Linked DNA regions of Mus musculus: region 2 is linked to region 1. A link is a contact called in ENCODE Hi-C data. All regions are on one chromosome and are shown on one strand. Each heading gives the region's core, a stretch centred on a gene start or an enhancer-like site at or near the end of the contact. The rest is flanking DNA. Distances are from core to core; before and after follow the strand shown.

What was found. Hi-C counts contacts between places; a loop is a spot of excess contacts on that map.
Region 2: a map of T-helper 1 cell shows a loop between it and region 1 (2074-fold over the local background). The contact joins the promoter of Amfr here to the promoter of Defa23 in region 1. A Hi-C loop is called at or near these places in 4 of 37 maps with a recorded cell type or tissue (T-helper 1 cell, T-helper 17 cell and regulatory T cell).

Annotation. Positions count from the first base shown.
Region 1 is chr8:21,052,662-21,056,968 of GRCm38, forward strand. It overlaps Defa23 (defensin, alpha, 23), which reads left to right and starts at 2,379. Exons shown (of 2, transcript NM_001012307.2): 1 at 2,379-2,591; 2 at 3,151-3,355. The coding sequence starts at 2,420. The coding sequence ends at 3,260.
Region 2 is chr8:94,010,299-94,014,605 of GRCm38, forward strand. It overlaps Amfr (autocrine motility factor receptor), which reads right to left and starts at 2,342. Exons shown (of 14, transcript NM_011787.2): 1 at 1,921-2,342. The coding sequence starts at 2,163.

The DNA.
Region 1 (4,307 bases), core at 1,129-3,628:
ATTATCCTTTCAAGGGCTGGATTCTTGGAAAGGTATTGTATGAATTTGGTTTTGTCATGGAATTCTTTGGTTTCTCCATATATGATAGTTGAGAGTTTTGCTGGGTATAGTAGCCTGGGCTGGCATATGTGTTCTCTTAGGGTCTGTATAATATCTGTCCAGGATCTTCTGGCTTTCATAGACTATGGTGAGAAGACTGGAGTAATTCTAATAGGCCTGCCTTTATATGTTACTTGACCTTTTTTCCTTACTGCTTTTAATATTCTATCTTCATTTAGTGCATTTGTTACTCTGATTATTTTCTGTTGGGAGGAATTTTTTTCTGGTCCAGACTATTTGGAGTGCTGTAGACTTTTTCTATGCTCATGGACATCTCTTTCTTTAGGTTAGGATAGTTTTCTTCTATAATTTTGCTGACCCGTTACGTTGAAAATCTTCATTCTCATCTATGCCTTTTATTCGTAGGTTTGGTCTTCTTCTCATTGGTTCCTGGATTTCCTGGATGTTTTGGTTTAGGTATTTCTTGCATTTTGCATTTTCTTTGGTTGTTGTGCCAATGTTTTCTTTGGAATCTTCTGCATCTGAAATGTTTTTTTCCATCTCTTGTATTCTGTTGCTGATGCTCATATCTATGGATTCTGATTTCTTTCCTAAAGTTTCTATCAGCAGAGTTGTCTCCCTTTGGGTTTTCTTTATTACTACTTCCCCTTTTTGATCTTGGATGGTTTTGTTCAATTCCATCACCTGTTTAGTTTTTCTGTAATTCTTTAAGGAATTTTTGTGTTTCTTCTTTAAGGGCTTCTGTTTGTTTAGCAGTGTTTTCCTATATTTCTTTGAAGGATTTTTGTGCTTCCTCTTTAAGGCCTTCTATCTGTTCAGCCGTGTTCTTCTGTGTTTCATTAAAGGGAGTTCTTAATTTCTCTCTTAAAATCTTTACCAGCATCAAGATATACAATTTTAACTCCAAATTTTGCATGGGATATGTTGGAGTATCCAGGACCTGCTAAGGTGGGAGTGCTTGCTTCTGATGATGGTGAGTTGTCTTGGTTTCTGTTAGTAAGATTCTTACATTGGCCTCTCACCATCTGTTAATCTCTAGCATTCATCTTGATAGCTCTCTCTGGCTGGACTTTTTTCCTTCTCTGATTCTGTTAACCTCTCTCAGCACTTCTGCAAGTCCAACTCCCTCCTGAGTCTCAGTACTATCTGCAGGCAAGCTCTCTTCTTGCAGAAAAGGTGCAGAAAAGGTGCACAGAGGTCTGGAGCTCAGTTCTGCCTCCTGGCGGAAGACCAAGGCAGGAAAGTTGGCCTGTCTCAGAAGCTATGTTGCTTCTGCTGTCTGTGAACTCTCCTGGGTAGATTGGTCTGTGAGGGACCAAGGATACAAGCTTGTGAAGTTTTATATGTGTGTAAAATAGTATTCTTGCTGCTTAGCTATCATACTGAACTTTACATAGAAATATTTTAACAAATGAATAGTATTAATTTACATGTAAATATGAGTTGCACTTGTGATAGGACAAATCCAGACAGTAACTGAGAACAGCAGGAAGTTCTGTACGCTTTGGTGTGTATGTAGTGTGAGAAATGGGATGAAACACATAGAGAACAGTGGTCATGTATGACGAGATGACACTTCTTAAGATTGGGTACTAGCTTATGAACCTCTCTACGTTGTGCATGTCATTTCCTGTAGATCAGTACTCATTTTCTGAAAATAAAAACACTGCAGAATCTCAAGCATGTAGAATGACACATTCCTTAAGGGTCCCAAGCATGGAGATGCTCCTGGACCACACTCTTGTGCGATGTGTTCTGACACTTTGGCTTCTACAGAACAACTCACTCTAGCTTCGTTCTTACAAACTCTGTCTCTTAAATGCAATTCACTAGGGGCACAATGAGGCCATCTTACTTTCTCTATAATGGCCTCAAGTAGGGGGTTCACAATGTTACCCCTCAGGAGGATGATGGATAATACCTGAATCATGCAAAGAAGTGACTCTCCAGTCTACCTGGTCAAGGTCTGATCCACACTTTCTGAGAAGTATAGGCTCCAAGTCCAGAACATAAAAATCTTTTGTTTCTTGAGCTTATCAAATTAGGCAGTGCCCAGCTGTTTTCTTCTCTGACAAATAAGAGGTAAATGCTCAAGCAGATGGGAAATGGGAGAAGACTGCAGGGCCCCTTCATCATTATCAGTGGGGTTTTGTCACAGAACACACAGTGCAACACGATGGTGGCAGCCTTGAGGACAAAGGAACATCAAAGGGAACTTGAGGTTAACAGCCTCTCCAACTTCCCATCAAAGAGTGCCTTCTCTAGGTGTAGGCCTTTCTCTGCCCTATAAATGCAGGCTGAATATTCACTCTCCACACATTGGGCTCCTGCTCACCAATCCTCCAGGTGACTCCCAGCCATGAAGACACTAGTCCTCCTCTCTGCCCTCATCCTGCTGGCCTTCCAGGTCCAGGCTGATCCTATCCAAAACACAGATGAAGAGACTAAAACTGAGGAGCAGCCAGGGAAAGAGGACCAGGCTGTGTCTGTCTCTTTTGGAGACCCAGAAGGCTCTTCTCTTCAAGAGGAATGTGAGTATTGGTGTCCTGTGTGATGGATGCTTGCATCCTCCTGGGGAAGGGATGGAGATGAGCCCTAGAGTCCTGGTAGAGTAATGTGGCTCTCTGGCAATACGATTTTAATTCCTTTTATATTCATAACACTAAGAGCGAGAGTAAAGCAACTCTAATTGAGTATCTTTCTCATAAGTTTTTACTGTAAAATGATATACATGGGAATTTCAACACTCACAGAACTCCAATACTCTGATTAGATGCATATAGAATAGGATTAGTCTTGGGTATTAGTAGAAATCTTTCTTTATGTAAAGCAACATTGAATCAATTTAAAAGTATAATAAAGTGTCTACATCGTGACAAAAGGAACACAGAAATTAAAGACACCTCAGAATGGCTCTCAAGTGCATGACCAACACCCCTGAAGTGTGTTATTGGTTGAGATATCCTTGCTGAAGGCTGTATTGTGGCCAAAACAGCACAGTCATGCTGTATCACAGATCCCCACAGGATCATATACTATTACATGCTGCCAACCTCAAATCATAATGCCTGATTCTTTTTGTGTCTCCAGCGTTGAGAGATCTGGTATGCTATTGTAGAACAAGAGGCTGCAAAAGAAGAGAACGCATGAATGGGACCTGCAGAAAGGGTCATTTAATATACACGCTCTGCTGTCGCTGAACATGGAGACCACAGAGGACAAGACGAGCATGAGTACTGAGGCCACTGATGCTGGTGCCTGATGACCACTTCTCAATAAATTGTTCGCAATATGCTTCCTTTGTGTTCACATTCTTTCAATATATGCTACAAGGCTCAGTCAAGGATCTGTATATAAAGTACCGCAACCTTCAAGAAACCTTTGCAGATGAATGAATACTATAAGTTTTTACTTGCAAGATACTGGCTCTAATTAATATCAATTTAAGGAGGACTCCAGGTTCAGACATAAAATGAATAGAAAGTTCAGAATGCTCATGATCCTCACATATGCTGCTCCTGATTTTTGACTCTGCCTTTAGGTAGTCTTGACTCACTCTCAAAAGACATTGCCTATATGTTAAGAAAAACTAACACTTTGGGTTTCAGGTTTACAGAGTACTAAAATGATTTTTTTTAAAGCTACAGTGTCCTTAAAAAGTGTGTAAATTTTAATGAACCAGACCTGAATTATGGCTTATAAACCGAGGGTTACATTTGGCTCTGTGGAGACAAATTTTATCAATATTAAAAAAAGTTAGTCAGGGCAGAATGGGTAGGATGAAAATCAGGGCATCCCACACTATGATCTGCATGTAATCTGTAGTGTCCAAAGTTGTATAGGACAAAATACAGTTTCTATACAGAAAATGTATTTATATACAAAAAGTGTACATGTCTAATGACTGCAGTGTGCTCTATAAGATACACTCAAGTGACTTACCCTGCAGCTTTGAAGGGTTTAATGCAGCATGGAAGAGATATGCAAGATAAAGAATTTGTTAGGCAGTTGTTGAAGCAGGGGCCTCCAGTCATGGTACAGGGTGCTAAGAGTCAGATTCTAAATCATCACACACTCCTTCAGGGAAAACCATGTCCTAAATGAAAGGACAACAGTTATGGTGACCTCCAGATTGCAGGTTCTAGTAGCACAGATGGTGTGGGTTCACATAAAATATAGTTGCGGGCATTCAATAGTGATGGAACCATGCTAGGCGAATTGGATATCATTTCACACTTTGAGGAAGA
Region 2 (4,307 bases), core at 1,092-3,591, about 73 Mb after region 1:
ATTGTCACCTATTGTAAGTAGCCTCATTTACATATGAGTCATTTGAGGGTAGGGGGGAAGTGCTGTTGGTAGCTGAGTCTTCCTCAGAAAGGTTTTCATCTGCCTGTGCTAATATCAAACCTCCTGAGAGACTACTGCATGTGTTCTACAAAGACAAGTTCTAGAGAGTCTGACAAAACAATAACTAGTAAGACTTCCGACTGGCAATGACAAAGGACAGGTTCTTGTTAATCTTGCTTGGCATTGGCAGACAATGTTTTGTTCTTAGGCGGGGAAGGGGTTCCCCCCCTTAATGTCTAAGGCCTATGAGTGAGGCTCAAGAAGCATCCATTTTGACAAAGGCCCACCACACTGACACTCAGTGTTACCTGCCAGGAACAGGGGAGGTTTTTAAAGAGTGTGAGGCATAGCTGCGCAAAGTAAGTACTAAACGATAAACAAAACTCACAGCACACACAAGATAGATCTGGGCAGACACCATGAGTGCCAAAACTCCAGAGGACATGCAAGAAAACCGAATAAAGCTCAACTGAGAAATAAGGATTCAAAGGAGGGGAAGGAATGATCAATCTATATGAGGTAAGACTGTGCAAAGAAAAAGAACATTCTTTAAAATGACAATTCTCAGAAACGCCAAAGGGAAGGCCTTAGATTAATGTTTTATGAAATGTTATTAACCTTGGAATTTGAACGTGGGTTTTGCAAGAAGAAACTTACGAAAAAAAAACATTAAACAATACTATTGGCTGTTCTAGTAATAGAATAATGGTTCCAGCTTAAAACAAGGTATCAACGACTACATACACTATAGTCTTCACCCTTGTCAAAAGCACTCCCAACATAATAATTCTAAGTTGTTTACCCTAAAGACGAACAGTTCATCTTTTCTTAGGAGTAGAGAAAGGGGAACTTTGCCCTTCACTGCCTTCTATGAAACTATGCACCAAAGGACCAGGAGGCGTCATCTGCAGCCCACGAAGTTCACAAATCCCGCTGCTTCCTGATGAAGCACAGTGGGAATAATTACAACAAATGAGTTGCATTATAGTTCTACAAACTTATAACATTAACCCCTCAGTCATTTACAGCCTTCTCTAGGCGCCGTGTGGGGAGATACGATCCCCACCAAGCCACAGGAAATCCAAGTGACAATTTTTTAAATCCGGGAGCAACTTTTCCTATTTCTGAGGGTTCATAGAAGAGGCACTCAAGTGCAAGGTGAGAGCAAAATTTTCTCAGATCTGCCCAGCCTAAAATGATGTAACAAACGAAGCCAGTACTTGTGGCATGTGGACATTGCTTATCTCGCACCGGCAGACAAACTAGAACCCTTGTTTCAAAATGGATCGCTAAACGGAGGAATCGCGTTCAAAGGAGGGGCTGCCACACCGACCCGAAAGTGTTTTGCTGCTTTCTGTCAAAAAGGGAACAGTCACAAACCATCGCGGGGGGTGGTTGGGGGTGAGATAAAAGGACGTAGCTGGTCTGTTTGCTTCGTTAAATAGCGCCCATCGGGACTAACGCATTGACAAATAGCACCATTTCGAAGTTGTCTGGCGAAGAGTAAAATGTCCCCCTAACTTCGGCCTTCTCTTCGTCGGCGAGCCGCCCCCAACAACGCCGAGCTAAACCGGACGTGTCGCGGCTTCTCACAGCCTCGGGTCGCCGCACCCCGCCGCCCTGGAGCCCGCGGGTCCGACCGCCCTTGCCTCGACTGTTCTCCCCGGCATCCCGACACCTTCTCTCCGCGGCCCGCCACGCTCGCAGCGCCGCTGGGCCTCGAGCCCCACGCGAGGGCCGCGGTCCCCGGGCCGAGGAGGCCGGGGTCAGGGCCCGGCCACGCCCCCCTGCGGATAATGGGTGACATGGCGGCTCCCGCCCGGCCGCCCGCCCCCGCGCCCGGCCCGCAGCCTCGCTCACCCACACGAACAGGCTGTCCGACAGCAGGTACTGGGCCACGTCGCGGGCCCGGGGGCCGCCGGCGGTCAGGCGCGCCTCGGGCTGCAGTGGGGCCGTTAGCGGCTCCGGCTCACCCGAGCCGTCCTCCGGCTGACTGAGGGCGCGGTAGGCGCTGACGATGGTGCCCAGCAAGGCCAGGCCGCTGAGGCCCGTGTAGGTGCGGAGGCTGGGCCACGGGAAGCGCTCGAGGAAGAGCAGCGGCATGGCGGCAGCGACGGGCTCCGGCCCCCGAGGCTTCCCGCGCTGCGGCCAGGCGCCTGCGGCGGCCTTGCGAAAGGCGCCCACGGGCTCTGGCGTCGCTGCCGCTGCCGCTGCCGCCGCCGCTGCGCCGGGCCGAGCCGGGCCGCTCCTAGCTGCTCGCGCCGCTCCGCCCCGCGCCGCTCCCGCTGCTGCCCCTGCCGGCGCGGAAGAGCCTCGGCGGACTCGGGGCGGGCCGCCGCCCCTAGCGGGACGCGGGCGGGACGGGCGCGGGGGCGCGGCCTTCGTCCCCCGCCCACAGCCGGCGCTCTGCAACCCCGAGAGCACAGGACCCGGCCTGGGGCCCCGCGTCCCGGCCCCCTGCAGCATCCTTGGCGACCCTGGGCCCACTGAAGCCACGAGCGCACCCGAGCCGGGCTCTGGGGTGAGCCTGGCCCGTAGGCAATGACGGCAGGCCTGTGTGCGTGGTCAGGCGGCAGGGTGAGGGTGCGGGACCCCTGCCCCTGGCCACTTGTCGCTTGTTCCTCCCCGCCAAAGCTGGTAAACCCGCCATCCCACCACCCTGTAGACTAGAGGCTTCCTTGGTGTCCTAAAGAAGCGACATGATGCTTAGGAAATAAGAGAAGCCTTGAGATAGAATATTTTTAAAACGGAGGAACCAATTTAACCAGAAATAAAAATCTGTTCCCTCTTAGCTACAAGTAAGAATGTCAAATGCTGCTTAGTTTCTTGGAAAATACCTGTTCCTAAAAGGTAAACCAAAGGGTGACCTTCGTCCTGGCAGTTACACTGCTTGTTAAGTAAACATCCAAGAGAAATGAAAACAGACACCCACACAAAGTCCCTACATTGAGGCTGACAGTAGCACTACTCCTAAAAACCAGAGAGGCAAACCTCGAATTATAGCGTTTGAAAATAAAGTACAGATAATGCTACAATATCAGAGAATGTTGACGATGTCTGAATCAAGCCACACACAGATATCTAAATTCTGTGTGACCACGCTGATAAGACAAATGCATGCAATGTAGAGTAGAAGGGGAGTTTGAAAGAACTGGAGGTGACAGCTAAAGAAGTGACAGGTTGGGGTACTAGTTTCCTGAAGTGAGAATTTCTAAAGTTGCTGTTATACAACTATGAATACACTCAAAGTCACTGAATTGTACACTATAAACAGCAGGTTATATCTATGTGAATTACATAAGATAACATAGGGTACAGTTTTTAATTATTATATCCCCGAGCCATGTGTTAGTGCCTATCCCAGAATGTAGCTCTGTAAACAGCTTTGAATTTTCCAAATTTTCTAATGTGGAGAAATTGTCTTTGTAGTATTTTTTCATGCCAAATATTTCTATAGATCTTTTAAATCTGAAAATTAACCACTGTTATAATTCTTAAAAACATCTCATCATGAGTCTTTGTACAATATAGTTCCCTTTGGTTCGTTCCCAGTCATTTGCAACATGGCTTGTGAGATGAACCATTTGCTACAAACTGGAGTTTGATTCTCATAACTCCCCCAAGTTGTCCTCGGACTTCCATATCTGTGTCTCCCCCACACATAACTAAATGTAAAAATAAAATACCAAGCCGGAACACTATTGTCCAAATAATGGAAATCTTTATTCTGAAAAAAACTTGGGTGGTAATTTTCCAGAGAGATTTTTACAAGGTCAGATCTGAGTCACGATGATTTTTAAACCATTCATTTGTGATGCACACTCAATGTAAGCTACAACCCAGCAGTATTAGATACCAAACTTGTCCTTTCATATTGATGATAACAAAGCTGCCTTCTTTCATCTCAGAAGCGTGGGCTCTCTGAAAATCCAGCATCTGTAACAGATGAAATTAACCCAGCTCAGCTACACTTTAAGATAAGGCCAAAGATTTTGGATGGCTTCTGTTTTGAAAGAGAACAGTCATTGTTCTATTCCTTTACCCTCAAGAAAGTGCTCTGCATGTCATCCTTCCTTCGAGGACCTGTTTGAGATGCTTGTTCTCAGTCTAACCCAGTCTGGCCTCCAGCTCTCGGCAATTCCCCTACTGAAACTCCTGTTAGGGTTAGAGAATGGAGGGCATGAACCACCACACCCAAGCAAACACCTTCTGTTTCCCGAACCCTTTTCCTCCTCCTTCCCTCCTTC